Linked DNA regions of Homo sapiens: region 1 is linked to region 2. The links are chromatin loops, found by intact Hi-C in ENCODE. Cell type or tissue: mammary epithelial cell. All regions are shown on one strand. Each heading gives the region's core, and the rest is flanking DNA. Links, peaks and the distances in the headings are about the cores only.

The links. A loop is a pair of places that touch in the nucleus more often than their neighbours do. Peaks named below come from ENCODE experiments on the same cell type or tissue, not always from the same donor. Only the 100,000 strongest peaks of a DNase experiment are listed, where the experiment ranks them.
Region 1: it touches region 2 in a loop (5-fold over the local background); 3 of 110 quality-filtered maps call a loop at or near these places.

What each region holds. Positions count from the first base shown.
Region 1 is chr10:118,846,540-118,857,460 of GRCh38, reverse strand. All of the region lies in intron 3 of LINC03036 (long intergenic non-protein coding RNA 3036), which reads left to right. Among named protein-coding and RNA genes, the nearest start is that of CACUL1, 97 kb to the right of the region's middle. In mammary epithelial cell, for the core only: a CTCF peak has its summit at 6,796 (motif pointing right); a DNase peak (open chromatin) is centred at 6,800.
Region 2 is chr10:119,017,400-119,028,320 of GRCh38, reverse strand. It overlaps LINC03036 (long intergenic non-protein coding RNA 3036), which reads left to right. Exons shown (of 4, transcript NR_186540.1): 2 at 2,461-2,524. Among named protein-coding and RNA genes, the nearest start is that of LINC03036, 6.7 kb to the left of the region's middle. RefSeq lists enhancers at 2,970-3,543, 4,729-5,371, 5,372-6,014. In mammary epithelial cell, for the core only: no CTCF peak of the experiment used is centred there; DNase peaks (open chromatin) are centred at 4,890 and 7,550.

The DNA of each region.
Region 1 (10,921 bases), core at 1,986-9,985, 170 kb after region 2:
GAATACCCCTTCTGTCTTTGTGCTGGCTCAGCTTTGATCTCAGAAAATGAAAGACAAGGCTGCTCTGTCCCCTGCTGCCAACTTTTGCAGCAAGAGTGAGACTTCATGATCCCACTGGCTCAAGTGCACTTCATTTCCTGGTAACTAACAAGTGGAGATCAAAGCTGACAAATTGCCCCCATCTCTCAGCACAGGAGATGAAGGTAAATATTTCCAGGAACAGGTTTTTTTGTTTTTTGTTTTTGTTTTTTTCTCATTAAAAGTGACATGTGAAATGTCTTCTCCTTACTTAGAAGAGTTCTAGGTCACTCTAGATAAGATATCTAGTCTGACTACCTTGATTATTTTACACCAATTTTTATCCTATTTATATTGGGCTAAGTTGAGGTGATTGAAGAGGCTAAATCATATCAAATAAATCAGAAGACAAAAAAAGCAAAGAAAGACACCACAGTGGTAACTGGTCAGTGTTGTGGAAACACACACCTCACTCACTGTCACATTGATCACATTCTGTTTGCTGGGCAGGCCTAAGGGCTTCCGAGGCCAGTGTCTAAATGGCTCCTGGGGTTCTACAAACAGGATCTCAGGCGGATGGCCTCATGCTCTCTTGGCCGTGCTCCTGATAATGCCTTTTGAGATCTGCTGTTTTCTTTGCAAGGGAAATAACCCATCCCTAAGGCTTTGAACCCAGGGAGCAGCCTCTCCAAGCTGGGCACACAGTCAGAGGCTTCAAATGCCTGCCGTGTGTCGCAGGCAGACCCTACTCAAGCTGGCCCAGTGAGGAGCAGGTGGTCACTGCAAAGACACCACTGGGACATGTGGGAATTCCACAACCAGAATTCTGGCACTGCTGTTCTCATGGTGCCTGCAGAGCCACGGGATAGAAAGAAAGACAGCAGTTCTCCACAATGTCTCTCTTTCCCTTGCTGCCCACTCTGTCCTCTCCTTGGACACCTTCCTTGGCTTTCAGGTCATTGCTGCTGTCTCCCTCCCGACCTCTGCCTGCTCACCATCTCCAGTGACTGCTCTGAATCCAGGTCTACCTCATGCCTTTCTGCCTAGCTCCCACGGCTGAACTTTTTCGTCCTTGTCCCCCAGTTCCAAATTCCAGAGGCAGAGGGAGAGAAAGGTCTGACCAACCTGGTCTGCCATCTTGAGCCAAGCTACTGAAGTCCTAGGTTTCTGGCTGGTCTGTGGGGGTTCCTCCACCTTTGATCTGGTTAGCTGTAATGGTGGGGCCTCCTCCCTCAGCAGCTGATGTGGGTAGCAAGATTCCTCTCAGGAGGGACTCAGTTGTGTTAGGTTGGGATTACCCTCATGAATGGTGCAGAGTGCTGGAGGGTTGCTTGGGTTAGACTCTTGGCTGGCTTTTTATTGGTTGGATTTTGTTTCTTGAGATGTAATTCACGTACTGATATGGTCTGGCTCTGTGTCCCCACCCAAATCTGATCTTGAATTGTAATCCAAATTGTAATCCCCATGTATGTGTTGGGGGAGGGAAATCATGGGAGGTGATTAGATCATGGGGGCAGTTCCCCCATGCTATTCTCGTGATAGTGAGTGAGTTCTCATGAGATCTGATGGTTTATAAGGGGCTTTTCCCCACTTTGCTCTGCACTTCTCTCTCCTGCCACCATGTGAAGAAGGTGTGTTTGCTTCCCCTTCCACCTTGATTGTAAGTTTCCTGAGGCCTCCCCAGCCTTGCAAAACTGTGAGTCAATGAAACCTTTCCTTTATAAATTACCCAGTCTCGGGTATATCTTTATTAGCAACGTGAGAATGGACTAATACACATACCATAGCTTTCACCCTTTTACAGTGCATAGTTCAGTAGTTTTTAGTATACTCACAAGGTTCAGTACCCACTATCTCTTTCTAATTCCAGGATATTTTCATCACCGCTAAAAAAAAACCTTCACATTCATTAACAGTCACCTCCCATTCCCTCTTCCCACAGTCTCCTGGCAACTTTGGCCTATTTTCTGTCTCTGTGGGTTAGAAAATTCTGGACATTTAATATCAATGGAATCACACAATGTGTGGCCTTTTATGTTTATCCTCTTTCATTTAGCATCATGTTTTCAAGGTTCATCCATATTGTGGCATGAATCAATACATCATTGAATTGCATAATAATCCATTTTATGGATATAACATATTTTATTCATCGTTTCATCAGCTGATAGACATTTGTGCTGCTTCCACTTTTTGGCTACCATGAATAATGCTGTATGAACATTTGTGTGTAAGTTTTTGTGTGAACATATGTTTTCAATTTTCTTGTATATATACCTAGGCATGGAATTGCTGTGCCATGGCAGTTTTATGTTAAACTTTTTGAGGAGCTTCCAGACTGTTTTCTAAAGTGGCCATGTCATTTTATAGTCCCACCAGCAATGTACAAGGGTTTCCATTTTTCCACATCCTTGCCAAAACATTATCTTTCTGATTATAGCCTTCCTAGAGGGTGTGAAGTGGTGTCTCATTGTGGTTTAGATTTCCCTAATTATGAATGATTTGAGGAGCTTTTCATGTGCTTATTGGCCATTTGGGATCATTTTTAGAGAAATTTCTACTTAACTCTTTTCTTGTTAAAAAAAATTTGATTGTTATTGCTTACTAGCGGTTTAACCTCGTACTAGGTGCTCAGTCTCTCTGGGACTGAATCTTCTCATCTTAACAGCAGGGACACTCACCTCACGAGGTTGCTGGGGTGCATAAGATGAGGTGGTACGCATTGATGCTCAACCCAGTGCCTGATTCACGGGAGAAACCTAAAACATTTGTTATTATTGTACCACTGTGAAGACCAGCTGATTTTCTTGAGAGCGTAATCTGTCCTCTGCCAATAAACATTTTTTTCAAGGGACTTAAGAGTATTTTGAGAAGCAGCCTGGGGTATGGATGGAAGGTAAGGACCCCAACCCCACCCACCAAGGAACAAGCTTCATTTGCAATAGATGGTGATGGTTGGTGCCCTTTTAGCTCAGTAGTGTTTCAGGTAAAGGCCAGAGCTGAGGACAATAGAATTTCGGAAGGGACAAAAGGAAACAAGCTGGCTAGTGCCCAGGGAGGATATTTTCAGAGAACAGGGAATTTTTAAAGGTGATTTTTATGAAGCTTCCCCTTATGGTGTGTGATAGAAAATGTCTTTCCGATCTTCCCACCAAGGTGTTAGTAAAATCTTTATCTCATGAAGCATTGTATAAGCGGATCTTTTTTGAGCAATCGCATAAAGTGCTTCTGGCTGGAGAGGGTGGAGAATGAGGTCAGCTACACCTGGAATCGCACTGGGATTAGTGTAAAATGCAGATCAATGAGGGCAGAGGCCAGGAACTCTTTCCTGGCTGCTCACAGGGCTGTTCAGTGTGGGACAGGCTGGCCTGGTCTCCTCCAGGATTCAGAGTGGTATCTTCAGGGACAGAGACCTCCTCCTCCTGCTGTTTGCGGTGCTCAGAATCTGACCCCCACCTTGGCTGATGAGCGTGGAGGTGGTACTTCTGCTGTGCCAGTGCACAGATGCACCTGAGGCTGGCTCTGCAGCTGGTGCAGCTCCTTGGAGAGTGCTCTGAAAACACCATGCCCCTGGGGCCACAGAGGGGGTTCTCAGCCCTTTCAGGCTTCAGGAGGGAAGAGGCTCTTTTTGGCTGGACACTGCGGGGAAGAGTTCTGTGGGCTACCAGAGATGTGCCCCATCTGTGTGGAAGGAATGTGGGTGCACCTGCAAAGCCACCTGCTGAAATCCTAACCCCCAAGGTCATGACGATGTTAGTAGGTGGGACCTTTGGGTGGTGATTAGGTCCTGGGAGTAGAGCCCTCATGAATGGGATTAATGCCCTTATAGAAGGGACCCTGCCTGTAATCCCAGCACTTTGGGAAGCCGAGGAGGGGTGGATCACCTGAGGTCAGGAGTTCGAGACCAGCCTAGCCAACATGGTGAAACCCCGTCTCTACTAAAAATACAAAAATTAGCTGGGCCTGGTGGTGGGCGCCTATAATCCCAGCTACTGGGGAGGCTGAGGCACGAGAATCACTTGAACCCGGGAAGCAGAGGTTGCAGTGAGCCAAGATCACACCATTGCACTCCAGCCTGGGTGACAGAGCGAGACTTTGTCTCAAAAAAAAAAAAAAAAAAAAGAGGGACCCTGAAGAGCTCTCCTGTCCCCTCTGCCATGTGAGGATACAGAGAGAAGTCTGCAGACTGCAGCCCAGAAGAGCGCCCTTGGCTGGGCGCGGTGGCTCATGCCTGTAATCCCAGCACTTTGGGAGGCCGAGGCGGGAGGATCACGAGGTCAGGAGATCGAGACCATCCTGGCTAACATGGTGAAATCCCGTCTCTACTAAAAATACAAAAAAATTAGCTGGGCGTGGCGGCGGGCACCTGTAGTCCCAGCTACTTGGGAGGCTGAGGCGGGAGAATGGCGTGAACCTGGGAGGCGGAGCTTGCAGTGAGCCGAGATTGCGCCACTGCACTCTAGCCTGGGCGACAGAGCGAGACTCCGTCTCCAAAAAAAAAAAAAAAAAAAAGAGGGCCCTTATCAGGACCAGCCAGGCTGGTGCCCTGATTTTGGACCTTCAGCCTCCAGAACAGTAAGAAATAAATTTCTGTTGCTTATTAGCCAACCAGTCTGTGGTAACTTGTTATAGCAGCCTGAACTAGGACACCATCCACAGTGCCTGAAATGAACACTATCCCCTTCCCAAAGAAGCACGGCCTTGCTGGGCCATGACCATTTCATGCCCTGAACACGAGGATTCCATTGCATCGCCAGGATCATTCACTTTGTGCATTAGTGGTGGTTGGTACAAGTACTGCCTGAAGAACTCCTACAGAAGAATCTCTCCCCTTCCCAACACCAGAGAAGACAATTTGTGTGACTACAAGAAACACAGATTAAGCACCCACCATGTAACACACACTGAGCCAGGCATTGTGGGAAGAATAGAGATGAATGAGACTTGCCATTTTCCAGAAGAAGCTTCCCCAGCTCTTTTTAGAAAGAAAGTGAGACAGAAGGAAAAGAAGTTAGCAAGGCCGGGCGCAGTGGCTCCCACCTGTAATCCTAGCACTTTGGGAGGCTGCGGCGGGCAGACCGCCTGAGGTCAGGAGTTTGAGACCAGCTTGGCCAACGTGGTGAAACTCCGTCTCTACTAAAAATACAAAAGCTAGCCGGATGTGGTGGTGCATGCCTGTAGTCCCAGCTACTCAGGAGGCTGAAGCATGAGAATCGCTGGAACCTGGGAGGCAGAGGTTGCAGTGAGCTGAGACAGCACCACTGCTCTACAGCCTGGGGGACAGAGTGAGACTCTGTCTCGATTAAAAAAAAAAAAAAAAAGAGTTAGGGAAGATGAGAGACTGGGAAGAAGAGAGTGGGGATTATTAGGTTGGCTCAAGGGAGACGGGGAGGAGGCCTGATCCAGAACGGGGCCATGTGAGCCTGGAGAGGGCTGGTTAGGCTGAGTCCCTAAGGGGCAGGAGCCGGGTCTTCTCTAGGGTTGGTATTTCCTGTACAAGGTCTGTGCATAGGTGCTGGCAGATCAGCCATCTCCTCCCCAAGTCTGCCAGGAGATGCCTCTCTCTTCTTGGATCCACAGGAAGACAGAGCACCTGAGTCATTTGGGAATCTCTGAGTCAGCGGCTCAGGACAGCAGGGAAAGTGTAAAGGCATTGGCTTCAGGGAAATGACCATCAGTTGGCCTTGGCATGGGCCTGTCATCCTAGGCCCACCCAGTGAGGTTCCAGCACCATCAAGACACAGAGAGCATTTGCCTTATAGGACAGAGGGATGGAGGCCTTACAGGACACAGGCATGGAGGCCTTACAGGACAGAGGGATGGAGGTTTACAGGACACAGGCATGGAGGCCTTATAGCACACAGGCACAATGGCCTTATAGAGCAGAGGCATGTTAGCCTTACAGGATAGAGGCACAGAGGCCTTACAGGGTAGAGGCACGGAGGCCTTACAGCATAGAAGCATGGAGGCCTTTCGGGATAGAGGTATGGAGACCTTACAGGATAGAGGCACAGAGGCCTTTCAGGATAGAGGCACAGAGGCCTTACAGAACACAGTCATGGAGTCCTCACAGGACAGAGGGATGGAGGCCTAATAGGTCACGGGCATGGTAGCCTTACAGGACACAGGCACGGTGGCCTTACATGTTCTGAGTTAGAACCAATGGGAAGTGGAAGAAAAGAAAGTCTCACTTCTTCTTTCTTTCACTGAGCCAGAAACAGCCTATCCTGGAGTGCTGAGGGTTTGTGTAGGGCCCTGGTTCTCCTAGGCCTGCCCACGGAGGTCTGGCCCAGAACATGTATTTTTACCAAGTGATTCTGATGCCCTGCGAAGCTGGAGCACTACTGGTTTGATAACTATTTGCTGAGAAAAAGGAAGAGGCTCTGTTCTGTGGACCCCTTGGCTTTACTCAGAGGTCAAGCATCCAAATGCACCAAGGTTCAAATGACCTTGAACAGAAGAAGCCACTGGGTTTTCTCTTCCCATAGGAAACTACCAAGTTGAATATCTGCCAAAATATTATTCCAAGTTTGTGCAAGAAATGTTTACCTTTTTGTAAGTAAGAAGCCACCTGAATTTCTGTAGATCTTAACAGGCTGTGTATATAGTATATGGCTTGTATATGTACTTGATTATACCAAGTAATAATCCCAATTAACCCGGTTCTACCCCAGCCTTACACATAGGATCTTTAGCCCTGTTATAAAACCACCCAAGCAATTTAGGGAGTTCCCATAAAGCAACTTCAACAAACTGAGGATCAAGTCCTCTCCCACCAGGTGGCGCCACGGGCTACCCAAGGTTCTGCTAGGCATCTGCCATCTTTTTGGCCAGGCCTCCCCTGGGTACTACCATCATCCCTCATTGAGGCCCAGGCCCTGGGTCTTCCAGGGGTCAATACATTCAGGGTCAGAGGAGTTGCAAGGCATCAGGCTGAGGGCTTTATGGAGTTCTTACAAAACAGACCATGTGCTCTTTCTTCCAAGAGCTAGTGGTTTGAGAGGCTGCCTGCCAGTCATTGTTTTAAGTACTTTACATGTCTAGTCATGTATGATCTCTTATTCTTGTTCTTGCTTCTCCATTTTTTTATAATGGAAAATTGAACATATGCAAAATCAGATAGGATAATATAATAAATTCCATGTTTCCATCATCAAGGTTTAACAATGATCAATTCATAGCTAATCTTATTTCCTCCCATATTATTTGTTTAAAAAATAACACATATCAGTGCATTTTTAATGCTTAATTTTTTGTTTTTTTTTAAATTCACAAATAATGTATATATTATGGGGTACAATGTGATGGTTTGAAATATGTTTATAATATGAAATGATTACATCAGGCTAATTAACAAATTCATTGGCTCACATACTTGTCTTTTTGTGGTGAAAACATTTAAAATCTACGCTTTTAGCAATTTTGAAATATACAGTGCATTATTATGTATTGTATGCATCACTCTGCAATAGATCACTAAAGCTTATTCTTCCTAACTGAAGTTTTGTACCCTTTGATCAGTATCTCCCCTTTCCCCATCCACCCCGTCTTCTAGCCTCTGATAACCACCATTCAACTTTCTACTTCTATGAGTTCAACTGTTTTAGATTTCACATATAAATGAGAGCATGCAGTATATTTGTCTTTCTGTACCTGGCTTATTTCACTTATCCTCCAGGTTCACCCATGTTATGGAAAATGACAGGATTTCCTTCATTATGGCTGAATAATATTCTATTGTGTGTATATAGCATGTTTTCCTTGTCTGTGATTAATCTGATGATGGATACCTAGGTTGCTTCTGTATCTTGGCTATTGTGAATAATGCTGCAATGAACATAGGAGTACAGGTACATCTTCAGCATACTGCTTTCAATTCCTTTGGATATATACCCAGAAGTGGGAGTACTCGATCATATGGTAGCTCTATTTTTAGTTTTCTGAGGAATCTCCATACTGTTTTCCATAATGGCTGTATTAATTTACATTCCCACCAACAGTGCAGCAGTGTTCCCTTTTCTCCACAACCTTCCTAAAACTTATCTTTCATCTTTTGAATGATAGCCATTCTAAGAGGTGTGAGGTGATATCATTGTGGTTTTAAATTTTATTTCCCTGATGACCAGTGATAATTAGCATTTTTTTTCATATCCCTGTTGGCCATTTGGATGTCTTCTTTTGAGAAGTGTCTATTTAGGTCCTTTGCCCAATTTCTTTCTTTCTTTTTTTTGAGACGGAGTGCAGTGGCACAATCTTGGCTCACTGCAAGCTCCACCTCCTGGGTTCACGCCATTCTCCTGCCTCAGCCTCCTGAGTAGCTGGGACTATAGGTGCCCGCCACCATGCCGGGCTAATTTTTTGTATTTTTAGTAGAGACAGGGTTTCACTGTGTTAGCCAGGTTGGTCTCGATCTCCTGACCTCGTGATCCGCCCGCCTCGGCCTCCCAAAGTGCTGGGATTACAGGCGTGAGCCACCGCGCCAGGCCCTTTGCCCAATTTCTGATTGGGTTCCTCCCATATTATTTTGAAGCAAATCCCTAACATCCTGTTTTATTTGTAAACATTTTAGCATGTATCTGAGATAAGGACGCATCACATAAGGACTCTATTTGTAAAAAAACAGACAAAAAAAAAAGTCCATAAAAGCATTATCACCTCTAAAAGTGATTAATAATGATTTCTCAGTATCATCGAGTATCAAGTCAATGTTCAGATTTCTAGTTACTTCATAGATATCATACTTTTTAAACAGTTTATTTGAATCAGGATCCATAAAAAGTCAGTATATTGTGATTGGTTCATTTGTTTCTTAAGTTTTTGTTTATTCTGTTGTTTCCTCCCTCCATTCCTTTTTTTTCCTCTTGCAATTTAATCATGGAAGAAACCAGGTTGTTTGCCCCATAGGGCTTCCTCCAATCTGGGTTTTGCTGTTGCACCTGCTTGCTGTCCTTTAACACATTCCTTGGTTTGTTGTATTTTCTATAAACTGGTAGTTGAATCTAGAAGCTCCAGCTGATTCAGGTTCATTTTTTAAAAAAAATCACTACTTCATAGGTGTTGGTGTGATCTTCTACCAGGAGGCACACAGTGTCTGATTCTCTCTCTCTCTCATGTTAGCAGCCATTGAGGATCAATGCTTCAATGGTTAATGAATGAATCTGAATTCACTAGGGATTACAAAATGGTGACATTCGAATTCCATCATTCTTTCTTATTTACTAGCTGGGATACTTCTAGAAAGAGAAACTTAACCCCCATCAACTCTTGAGTTCCCTGGTGGCACAATCCTTATTGGAAAGACAGGTTAAATATTTAATTCTTTCAATTTAATCAGTGTTTTTTTTTTTTTTTTCGTTGTTTGTTTTTTTTTAGACAGGGTCTCTCTCTGGTTGCCCAGGCTGGAGTGTAGCGGCACAATCTTGGCTCACTGCAGTCTCAACGTCCGGGGCTCAGGTGATTCTCCCATCTCAGCCTCCCAACTTGCTGGGACTACAGGCACACGCCACCACACCTAGCTAACTTTTTTGTTTTATTTTTGGTAGAGACAGGGTTTTGCCATGTTTCCCAGGCTGTTCTCAAACTCCTGGACTCAAGCAATCCAAAGTGCCTCGGCCTCCCAAAGTGCTGAGATTACAGGCATAAGCCACCTTGCCCTGCCTTTAATCAGTTTTAATCAACTAATAAATGGGTTCCCCAGCATCCTACAATGACAATCAGTTAGTTGTTTTAGTAGCATTATGGACTTCATGGGTTTCAATGTATTTGCTGTGTTTCCATCCACAGCAGTTTATTACCCTTATTGATGTTCAGACTTTCCCAACTCTGGCCAGTGGCAGTTTCTTCAAGTTAGCCTCTGAGTCCTGTTGTCTTGACTCTTAAGTTTTAGTTTATTCTGTTGTTTCCTGCCTCCATCCCCTGTTTTCCTCCTGCAACGTAATCGTGGAAGAAACCAGGTTGTTTTCCTCGTAGGGCTTCCTCCAGTCTGGGTTTTGCTGTTACATCTGCTTGGTGTCCTTTAACATGTTCCTTGGTTTGTTGTATTTTCTATAAACTAGTAGATGAATGTTGATACATTTGTGTCCTCATGAGTCTCATCTTGTATATTTCCTGAACCAGTTCTGGAACCAGTCATTTCCGAGTTCCTTTAGAAGGGAAATGGTATTTCAAATGCCCCATCTAGCTGTGAGGGATGCTTATTTCTCCTGGATTGGTGATTGTTTCTAGGCCTTTTCAGTGAGTAAATCTTGTAAATAGTTCTTTTCTTTTTAAAGATAAAATATATCATAAATACTTACAGGGCTGGGCGCGGTGGCTCACGCCTGTAATCCCAGCACTTTGGGAGGCCAAGGTGGGTGGTTCACCTGAGGTTGGGAGTTTGAGGCCAGCCTGACCAACATGGTGAAACCCCATCTCTACTAAAAATACAAAATTAGCCGGGCGTGGTGGCGCATGCCTGTAATCCCAGCTCCTCAGGAGGCTGAGGCAGGAGAATCACTTGAACCGGGAGGTGGAGGTTGCAGTGAGCCGAGATTGAGCCACTGCACTCCAGCCTGGGCAACTAGAGCGAAATAACGTCTCAAAAAAACAAACAAAACAAAACAAAAACAACTTACTGATGCCTCCTACTCAAATTTGACCACAGATCCTTTACTAGATTTCTTCTCTCTTACATATTTGTCCATTTTCTCCTATGCCAAGGATCTGAGAATGATAGAATTAGAAAATCATAAAATCATTCACTTTTTAAAATCCCATGATACTGCTTGAGCATCCCAGATCAGAAAATCCAAAATTCAAAATGCTCCACTATCTGAAACTCTTTGAGCACTGACATCTGACATGACTCTCAAAGGAAATGCCCATTGGAGCGTTTTGGATTTCAGGTTTTCTGATTTGGGATGCT
Region 2 (10,921 bases), core at 1,755-9,754:
TCTCACTCTTTCTTTTTTCTTCTTGATTTTTCTTTTTTCTTTTTTTTTTTTCTTGAGACAGGGTCTCACTATGTTGCCTAGGCTGGTCTTGAACACCTGGCCTCAAGCGATCTTCCTGCCTTGGCCTCCCAAAGTGCTGGGATTACAGACATGAGCCACCACACCTGGCCTCAACATTATAATTAAATACTTTGAAATGAATAAAACATGTTGTGTAAAAGCCATGGAGAATAAGAGCCAGAAGATGAGTTTTGATTAGGAAGATGGCAGGTGGTCTTACACTTCCCAACTTTTTTAAAAATTGAAAGTAGGAAAGGCTTTAGATACTGAGGGCTCTTCTAGGATGAAACCTAGAACTGGGATCAGGAAAATGCCTCCCCTGGCAGGTGGGCCCTGGCAGGGTGGGCTTCATGGGGCAGATGGGGCTTTCCTTCCTCACTCTGGACCATGCAGTGGCTGTGGAAACAATGAGCCCTCACTAGGCCTGAGGCCACACTCACAGGTCTTGGCTGTGCCCAGCAGGTTTAGAATGGCTCAGCAGGGGATGCCCAGAACCTAGTGCTGGCATTGGTTAATATTAGAATGAATGAATGAGGGAATCAGAATGTCAGCATGGGAAGGGATCTTTGGGATCATTCTGTTCGATCTTTTCTTGCCTTTTTCTTTTCTTTTTTAATAGATGGGGGTCTCGCTATGTTGCCCAGGCTGGTCTTGAACTCCTGGCCTCAAGTGATCCTCCTGTCTTGGCCTCACAAAGTGCTGGGATTGCAAATGTGAGCCACTGCACCCAGTTCTGTCCAATCCTTACAGATGAAGAAAATGAGACCTAGAGAAGAGTAGGATTTCTTTTTTTTTTTTTGAGACAGAGTCTCACTCTGTCGCCCAGACTGGAGTGCGATGGCACGATCTAGGCTCACTGCAATCTCTGCCTCCTGAGTTTAAGCGATTCTCCTGCCTCAGCCTCCTGAGTAGCTGGGTTTAGAGGCATGTGCCACCATGCCTACCTAATTTTTGTATTTTTAATAGTGATGGGGTTTCACCGTATTGGCTGGTCTCAAACTCCTGACCTCAGGTGATTTGCCTACCTTGGCCTCCCAAAATGCTGGGATTATAGGTGTGAGCCACCGCACCCAGCCAAGCAGGACTTCTTTAAGGCTACAGTGACTATGTGACAGAACTAAGACTCTGGTCCTGTTACTCCCGGCCGGGTGGCCTTCTCACTACACCCTGGACCAGCAAGGTATCTCAGACAATAAGTCTGTGCATGCATCCGCAGAACTCTAAGGCACAACACAGGGGAAGCTGGAAAGAAGTGAGGTGAGGTGAGGCGATATGGCCTTGGCTGGGGCCCCTGCCCTCAAAGAGCAATCCAGGGCTCTGGCTGGCAGGCGCGGGAAAGGACCTGAAGCAGTGAAGTGAGGCCTGTTCTGGCCGCCTCTCTGGGTTAGGGGTTAAAGATCCATGTTTCGGCCTCTTCCTTCTAGCCCCCGATGGTTGATGTAAGTCATGAAACCAGGCAGTAATATTCAGCACTTGCCAACCCAGATCCTTTTCCAAGTTTGTGTTGGCATGCAAGGTAGAAAGTCATTCCTTTATTTCCTCCCCTTCTCCACCAAAAATAAATAAAAGAACCTCCATGCCGCAGGGCTCCTGCAGACGCCTGGCAGGTTTGCTGACCCTGAACTCGGAGCTTTTACCACGAGAACGCCAGCCCCCCAGAGTGGTATGAAGATGATTATTCTATGAATGGAAAATTCCGCTCGGTTCACACAGCCCTGCAGCCTGCATCCTTTCAAGACATGCAGACTTTTCAAGCTCTGAAGATGGGGAGCCACAGTTCTGAGAATAACTTTGGCAGGAAAAGTTTAAAATTGCCAGCTGCTGTGTCTGATCCCCCTTGGTCAGGCCAGAGAGGCGATGGCACAGAAGCGGAAGCCTTCTTGCCTCCCAACATGGTTTTCGGCCCTTGTGGTTGTACGGGGAGAATAAAAACTTTTAAGGGATAAGAATAGGAACAAACACCTTGGCTGGGACCTGCAGCCTGGGTATGTGGGAAGTGGAGCTGGGATGGAGATGCCCCAGAAGGAGGTGGAGAAATGAGTGTGTCTTGGGGTCCGCCATGGGCTGTTTCCCCAGGCTGCTCCCCTTGACTGCTATACGAGGTGAGTAGACATTTGACCCAGAAGGGAAGTCGGGAAGTGGAGGCCAAGTGCATGAAGGCTTTTGTCGTGGAGCACACGCTGGGCCTCAGTACCCTGGGAGCCTTTGCTCTCAGTGACCATAGAAAGGCCAGTGTGGGCACCTGGCCCAGCTCTGGGTTAAATAAACAGTGACTTTTGTCACCCAGCAACAGGCCTCAGCCTGGCTGTGAGCTCTCTAGCTCTTTGAGGTGTTGGCACGATTTCAGAGATGTTCTTAGCACCTCTGATGAAGTCTCACTGCCTTTTGCTCACTTTCCAGGAGTCTGGAATGAAACAGATGGAAACAGCCAGTCTGTGAACGTTTCTTCAGGTATCCGGCAGAGGTGAGAAGACAGGTGGGCATGGGCTACACCTCAGAAGTTAGAGGGTGCTGCTTGGTTTCTTCTGGAGTGGGGCAGTGGGGCCTGCCTGGCACAGGCTGAGGGCTCTGGCAGGGCAGGGGTGGGTGGTGGGGAGGGTGCCTGGGTTCTGTGCTCCCACCTCTCCACATGGCCCCCAGCCCGGGCCATTTCCTTTGCTGGCAGCAGAACTGAACCCTGTGAGGCAGCTCACAGACCTCAGGCTCCTGAGGCTCTTCAGAAACATGAGGTCAGCCCTGGGGAATGAGGCAGCTTGGCCGGGGTCCAGGCGGCTATAGCGATGCTGTTTGTCAGGTTCTGGGTTCCCGCTGACCCCCTGCCAGGACTTTGCCAGGGACAGGAGGTGCTTTGGCTCCGTCAGCCATGGGCCTGGAGGTGGGTGAGGTGCATTTGGGCACGAGGAGCCCTCTCCTGGCTGACTTTGTCCACATCATGGCTCTGTCAAGCTCAGAGAGTCCTGGGATGGGGCTCCTGCCCTTTGGGGGGCTTGGGCTTAGGGTCTGCTGTTGTGGAGAAGCCATATGGTGAAGTGGGGAGAGCTTACTGGGCCTCGGGACAGGGTTTGCACCCTGGCGCTGGTGCAAAGTCACGTGTAGTGGACAAGGGGCTTAACCTCTCTGGGCCCCAGATGCTGCTTTTGGTCAGTGAAGGGCTCTTGTCGAGTAAAATGGCAGCCACTCCCCCTCCTTGCAGACTTAACTTTGTTCTGATTCCTTCCCTCAGCCTCGGGGCATAACTGTGACAGGTTTAAGCAGAAACATCCCATTTCCCCTAGTCACCACTGGGTAAGGGGAGGGCTGGTGACCCATTCTCACCCTGGAGATCTCAGCGGACATCTGCTGTCTGCTGGGAGGATACTGGGAAGGGGTTTGCTTCCTTATATAAAAAGGGGGAAGAAATAAAGAACCAGGGCCCTCACCTTCTTCAGCTCAGGCTATAGAGCTGAGGTGATAAGGCTTAAGGACACAAAGCTGGCGCAAGGTGATGGCTTACCAGAAAAGTTAAAACAAAAAACAAACCTTAGTGATATTTTTGTTGATGACTTGGTGACTTGTTACACGAGATAATTATAACATCTCTATTATTTCAGCCACTTCAAGTCAGGTATCCTTTTATTTATTTATTTATTTGAAACAGTGTCTCACTCTGTCACCCAGGCTGGAGTGCAGTGGCATGATCTCGGCTCACTGCAACCTCCACCTCCCAGGTTCAAGCGATTCTGGTGCCCCAGCCTCCCGAGTGGCTGGGATTACAGGCATGCACCACGATGCCCAGCTAATTTTTGTATTTTTAGTAGAGACAGGGTTTCACCATGTTAGCCAGGCTGGTCTTGAACTCCTGACCTCAGGTGATCCACCTGCCTTGGCCTCCCAAAGTGCTGGGATTACAGACGTGAGCCACCACACCACGTCCAGGTATCCTTTTATACGTGCAGTTGACTTCATTCTTAATCAAGCTTGTCCAACCTGTGGCCAGGTGGCCTCATGTGGCCCAGGACAGCTTTGAATGCGGCCCAATACAAATTTGTAAACTTTCTTAAAACATTATGAGATTATGCACAGACCTTTTTTAATTAAGCCCTTCAGCTGTCATTAGTGTGTTTTATGTGTGGTCCAAGACAGTTCTTCCATTGCGGTCCAGGGAAGCCAAAACATTGGACACCCTTGTTCTAAATGAAACATGTAATACTGTGAAAAAAAATACATTTGGTTATTCTGTCGAAAAGGTAGGCTACCATATTCTGGCCAGGTGGAGGTGACGACCATGTCAGAATTCTCTGTGTGTGGACAAGGCTGGAAGGGGATGCGGAGAATGGGAAACGGGTGCCGTGGTGTCATCTCACACCCCCTGCCTTGGGCTAAAGTCTCCCAGCTGGTAATAATACCACCACCATCAGCACCAGGTGCTTGACATGCACTATTCCATGTGCCCCCCACCCCCAACCCTGCCCCGCAAGGCAGGTGCGCTGGTGACCTGTTGGAGACGGGGGCAAAGCTCAGCATGGAGCCCAAGGCTGAGAAGCTCAGGAGCAGCAGGACTGAGATTTGCACCCATTTTTCTCTCACTCCCCGAACCTGGGTTTGTGCCTCCTTGGATGCACCCGGTCATTCTTGGGACTTCTGGGGTCCAGATGTGCGGGAGACTGGCCAGCAACACACAGCGGCAGGGGCAGGAGAGGACACATTCCAGTCCGTGTCAGCAATGTCCCCTGAACAAAACCAACCCCATTTAAAAGCAGTCTGGGTGTTTCTGTTTATCCAGTAGTGGGTACTTTGGTAAAGTGAGTAATCCTTTCTCCCTCCAGCACTTGCCCTCCTCCCTGCCATGTGGTTTTCTTTTAGAAATCTGGAGTGTCCCAATTTTGTTTAAAGCAGGAGCTGCCTGGAGGCTGACAGGCGGAAGGGCAGATGTCCCTGGGCTGATGATGCTGATAATAGCAATAACAGTAGCTCACAGGTGCTGAGCCCTTACCGTGCACTAAGCATTCACTCATATCATTTCTGAAATCCTCCCAGCAGGCCTACAATGATAAGCATTTCACAAAAGGGAAAATGAGGTTTTGGGAGGCTAAAAGCATGCCCAGCAGCTCACAGCTAGCTGGTAGGTGGCATTTCTTCAAGGCCCGCACTGTTAACCCTCACACCTCCTTGATCATCCCCTGGCCCGTGGATACTCATTCATTTGGAATTCACTACATCCGGCCTCCCCACCTCCTCCTGTGCTTCCCTAAATGGGGCCATCAGCCTTCTCTCACCCGTCGTCAATCCCTGCTGTCTGCAGGGGGAGGGAAGTAAAAAGCTGACAGGAAGGAGTTACATGTAAAATGGTAACCTGTAGATTGAGACTGTTCTCCAACAGGTCTGAGGGCTCTAGGCAGAGGGAGGGGAAGCGGGGATATGAGGGCTGTGGAAAGGATGGGACCAGACTGCCAAGCAAAGAATGCTATGTGTGGTTCTGCAGGTTGTGTACAGTTCTGCAGGTTGTGTACTGCACAACCGCTTCCCATCTAAGGGGGCACCTTTACTTCATAGACATAGTAACTCTGTGATCATTTTCTGGCCGACCTTGAGTAAAGTATCTTCTAACGAAATCAGTATATTATGACACTTCACTGACAGATGGAAAAAGATACCTTGTGGAAGAAGTGTCTTTTCCTAATTTGCTCAAAGCCCAAAGCTTTGGCTCTGGCCGAGGTGTGAAATGCTGAGCTTCTTGAAGGCGGGCCTCAAGTTTGACATTAGTACCCCTTTTCTTGTTTCCCCATTCTGAAGCTTCAGGTGGAGAGTCTCCTGAATTCAGCTGATCAGGTGCTGGGCACAGTTCTGCCCTGGTTGTTACTGGTGGATCAGCTGCCCCTTGGGACTAACATTTAACTTTATTTTTGAGACAGTCTTGCTCTGTCGCCCAGGCTGGAATGCAGTGGCACGAGCTTGGCTCACTGCAACCTCTGCCTCCTGGGTTCAAGCGATTCTTCTGTCTCAGCCTCCTGAGTAGCTGGGACTACAGGCATGCACCACCACGCCTGGCTAATTTTCATATTTTTAGTAGAGATGGGGTTTTGCCATGTTGCTCAGGTTGGTCTAGAACTCCTGGGCTCAAGCAGTCCGCCCGCCTCACCCTCCCAAAGTGCTGGGATTACAGGCGTGAGCCACCTCGCTGGGCCGGGACTAACATTTTAAAGATTGCTCAAGTCATTTTAGCCATCTTCTTCTGGTCTTATCTGATTTGCACTGATCCTCTCCCAGCCGTCCTGAGTTCTCCAGGGATTTTGTGTGCTCGGAGCTGCCTCTCCACAGTTGTGTCTGTCTTCAGGCTTCTACGGCTTAGTGACCAGAAGGCAGGTGGGCCCCAGGGAGCGGATGGAGGATCCAAGCTCTGTATAAATTGAGTAGCCTCGAGCAAAATCAGTTCCTGTCTCTGGATCTTAGTTTTAAATTTCAGTTTAAAATAATTGGGCTGGCCTAAGTGATTTCTTGGCCCTTTCCATCTCTAAAATTCATTTATTTACCATCAAGGTCTGGGGATAAGTGGCAAATAAGACTGACGTACTTCTGACCTCATGGAGCTTACACTCGAATTGGGCAGACAGACAAGTAAACAGGCGATGACACTTGGTGGGGGCAGGTTCGCTTCCTGTTGCGGTTGTAACAAATTACCACCCATATAGTGGCTGAAAACAACACACTGATTTTCTCAGCGCTCTAGATGTCAGAAGTCCACAGTGGGTCTCACTGGGCTGAATTCCCTCTGGAGGCTCTTGGCGGGGAACCTGTTTCCTTACCTTTCCCAGCGTCTGGAGGCTGCCTGCCATTCCTGTGGTTCGTGGCCTTTCCCTTCTCAAAACCCAGGGATAGCAGGTAGCTGAGTCCTTTCCACGTGGCACCTCTTTGTTCTTTCTTCTGTCTCCCTCCTCCACCTTCCAGGACCCTGGTGGTCCCACTGGGTTCACTGGGATAATGCAGAATGTGCAGAATGATCTCCCAATTCTAACATCTTTTTTTGTTTGTTTTTGAGACAGAGTCTCGCTCCATCACCCAGGCTGGAGTGCAGTGGTGCAATGTCGGCTCACTGCAACCTCTGCCTCCCATATTCAAGCGATTCTCTTGCCTCAGCCTTCCGAGTAGCTGGAATTACAGGTGCGTGCCACCATGCCCAGCTAATTTTTGTATTTTTAGTAGAGACAGGGTTTTGCCATGTTGGCCAGGCTGGTCTCAAACTCCTGGCCTCAAGTGATCCACCTGCCTCGGCCTCCCAAAGTGCTGGGATTACATGTGTGAGCCACTGCGCCAGGCCCCTATTCTAACATCATTTAATTAGCAACCTTAATTCCACCTGGAACCTCAGTTCTCCTTGGCCATGTCAGGTAACAGATCCACAGGTTGTAGGAATTAATATGCCTTTTGGGGTCATTATTCAGCTTACCACGGGGAAAGTGCAGAGGGCTGTGAACTCCCTGGCAACAGCACCCCACCCACACACGGGTGTGTCATGACTCCCAAGACCTTGGCATAGCCAGAGTGCAGCTGGGCTGGGGAGGTCAGGTTTCCTCTGTCAGTTGGGACCTGACACAGTACAGGGGAAGCTGTGAGGTGAGGGAGCACTACACAAAGTGTGTGTGTGTGTGTGTGTGTGTGTCCCTCAGGCAGATGGAAAGTGATTGCAGAGGAAGGGTCTGAGTTGCAAAGAGGATTAGTGAGCAAAGAAAGGCATACTTGTGTGGGAGACTCAACATACTTAAAATATTAGGTTGGTGCAAAAGTAATTGCGGTTTTAACTCTTTAATGGCAAAAACCACAATTACTTTTGCACCAAACTAATAATAATGATGTTATTTAATTTGTCATTAAAACAAAAAAAGAGCCAAGTGCAACAAAAATACCCAGCAATAATAGAACAAGCATCAGGAGTGAGAGACTGGAGTGAAGTGCTCCAAAACCCTTATATTGTTCAAGGAGAGGGGAAAGATACTAACTTTAATATTTTATAACCTATGGGAAATTTCAAGAATTACAGAAGTAAAGATCATAGCATAATGCATCTTTTTTTTTTTTTTTTTTTTTTGGAGACAGAGTCTTGCTTTGTCGCCCAGGCTGGAGTGCAGTGGCGCAATCTCGGCTCACTGCAAGCTCCGCCTCCCGGGTTCACGCCATTCTCCTGCCTCAGCCTGCCGAGTAGCTGGGACTACAGGCGCCTGCCACCGCGCCCGGCTAATTTTTTGTATTTTTAGTAGAGACGGGGTTTCACCGTGTTAGCCAGGATGGTCTCGATCTCCTGACCTTGTGATCTGCCCACCTTGGCCTCCCAAAGTACTGGGATTACAGGCGTGAGCCACCACACCCGGCCAGCATAATGAATCTTAACCCAGTTTACCCTTAATAACTGGCTACTCTTATTTTTAACTATCTCCACACCTGTTTTTTTTTTTCCCTATCTCCTATACTATGGATTATTTTGGAGAAAATCTTGACTATCAATATTAATTAAATTTAGATTTTGAGAGGTTAAGCATGTAAGTTAACATTTTTAGGGAACCAATTTGGAAAAAAAGAGAAAGGAAATAGAGGGTATAACTTTCTTTCTTTTCTTTTTTTTTTTAGACAGGGTCTTGCTCTGTCACCCAGGCTGGAGTGCAGTGGCATGATCACAACTCACTGCAATCTCAACCTTCCCAGCTCAGGTGATTCTCCCACCTCAGCTTCCCAAGTAGCTGGGACTAGAGGTGCACAACACCATGCCCGGCTAATTTTTGTGTGTTCTGTAGAGACAGGGTTTCACCATGTTACCCAGGCTGGTCTTCAACTCGGGGGCTCAAGTGATCCACCCTCCTTGGCATCCCAAAGTGCTGGGATTATAGCTTTCAAAATAATAGATGTAAAGAAATGGAATGAGGAAAGGATAATAATTACAAAAGAAAGCATGACAGAGGGAAAAATAATCACATAAATGGTAGAACAAATTGGAAGTACACAATAAGATGGTTGAAGTACGTCCAAACATATAATTACTGTAATAAATGTAAATGGACTAAATGTTTTTATTAAAACACAAAGATTTCAGACTGGATTTAAAAATCTGCTATATGTCCTCCATAAGAAACTCTAATGAAACATAAGGATACAGAAAGGTGAAAGGTGAAAGGATGCAAGAAGTCATGGGAGGAGACACCACCAAGGAACAGCTGATGTTGCTGTGCCAACAGCCAACAAAATGGACCTATGGCTATGTAATGTGAAAGGTTCAGTTTACCAGGAGGCTATAACAGTTCCAAGGTAATATATACTTAATAATTTAACTTCAAAGTATAAATAAAAAAACTGATAGAATTGCAAGGAGAAATAGGAGAAATAGACAAATCTACATTAGTGGGAGATGTGACAACTCTCTCGTAGGTAAAATAGACAATATTATTAAGGATATAGAATATATTTAGTAATATTGAATAATGATATGTATATAATTATATATACATATAAATATACAAACACTGCCTTGAATAACTGCAGAATTTACATTCTTTTCAAGCACTCAGAGCATTCATAAAAGTTGACTGGGGCCAGGTGTGGTGGTGCATGCCTGAAATACTAGCTATGTGGGAGGATCACCAGATCCCAGGAGTCTGAGACCAGCTTGTGCAACCTAGTGAGACCCCCATCTCTTAAAAAAGAAAGTTGATGGGATTCTGTGCCATCAACCAGGTATTAACAAATTTCACAGGATTGGTGTCACATAGGATTCTCTGGTCACAAGTCCATTTCATTAGAAATCAACAATGGAAGAAACTAGAAAAGGATACAATACAGAGAAGTGAAGGAATTAGTGAAATAGAAAAGAAAAGATATGATAAATGATTGACAAAGCCAAAAAGTTGATTTTTTTCTTCTTCTTCTTCTTTTTTTTTTTTTTTTGTAGAGGCAAGGTCTCACCATGTTGCCCAGGCTGGTCTCAAGTCATCCACCTGCCTCGGCCTCCCAAAGTGCGGAGATTACAGGCATGAACCACTGTGCCCAGCCTAAAAAAGTTGATTCTTATAAAAGACTAATAACATTAACAAATATTTAGCAAGATTTATTAAGAATAAAAGGCATGACAAACAATTCCATGACTATAGATACTTCCTCAATTTTAAGATGTGGCTGAGCGCAGTGGCTCATGCCTGTAATCCCAGCACTTTGGGAGGCCGAGGCAGGTGGATCACTTGAGGCCAGGAGTTCGAGACCAGCCTGGCCAACATGGCAAAGTGCCATCTCTACTAAAAATACAGAAATTAGCCGGGTGTGGTTGTGGGCGCCTGTAATCCCAGCTACTCGGGAGGCTGAGATAGGAGACTTATTTGAACCTGGGAGGCGGAGGTTGCAGTGAGCTGAGATTGCACCACTGCACTCCAGCTTGGGTGACAGAGTGAGACTCTGTCTCAGAAAAAAGAAAAAAAAAGTTAAAAATATATATGAAATGGGCAATCTGCTAGAAAAGTAAAACTCAGTAATTTAAAAACCTCAGTAATCCTGTAACCAGTTAATAAATTTAATCAGAGTTAAAAATTTCCTCACAAAGAAAACACTAGATCCAGATGACTTTGAAGATAAATTCTGCTACTAAAAAACCAAATAATTCCAATTCTACACCAAACTTTTATAGGAAAAAGATCATTTTCTAATTCATTTTATGAGGCTAGTATAAAGCACAAGAAGTATAAGAAAAGAAAATTACAAACCAAACTCACTCATGAACATATGTGTAAAAATCTGAAACACAATATTAAACCAAATTAGTAATGAAAAATATTTAATTAATCAGGTCTAAGATGAATTTACCTCTGGAATGGAATCTTGGTTTAACATTAGAAGTCAATTAATGTGAGGC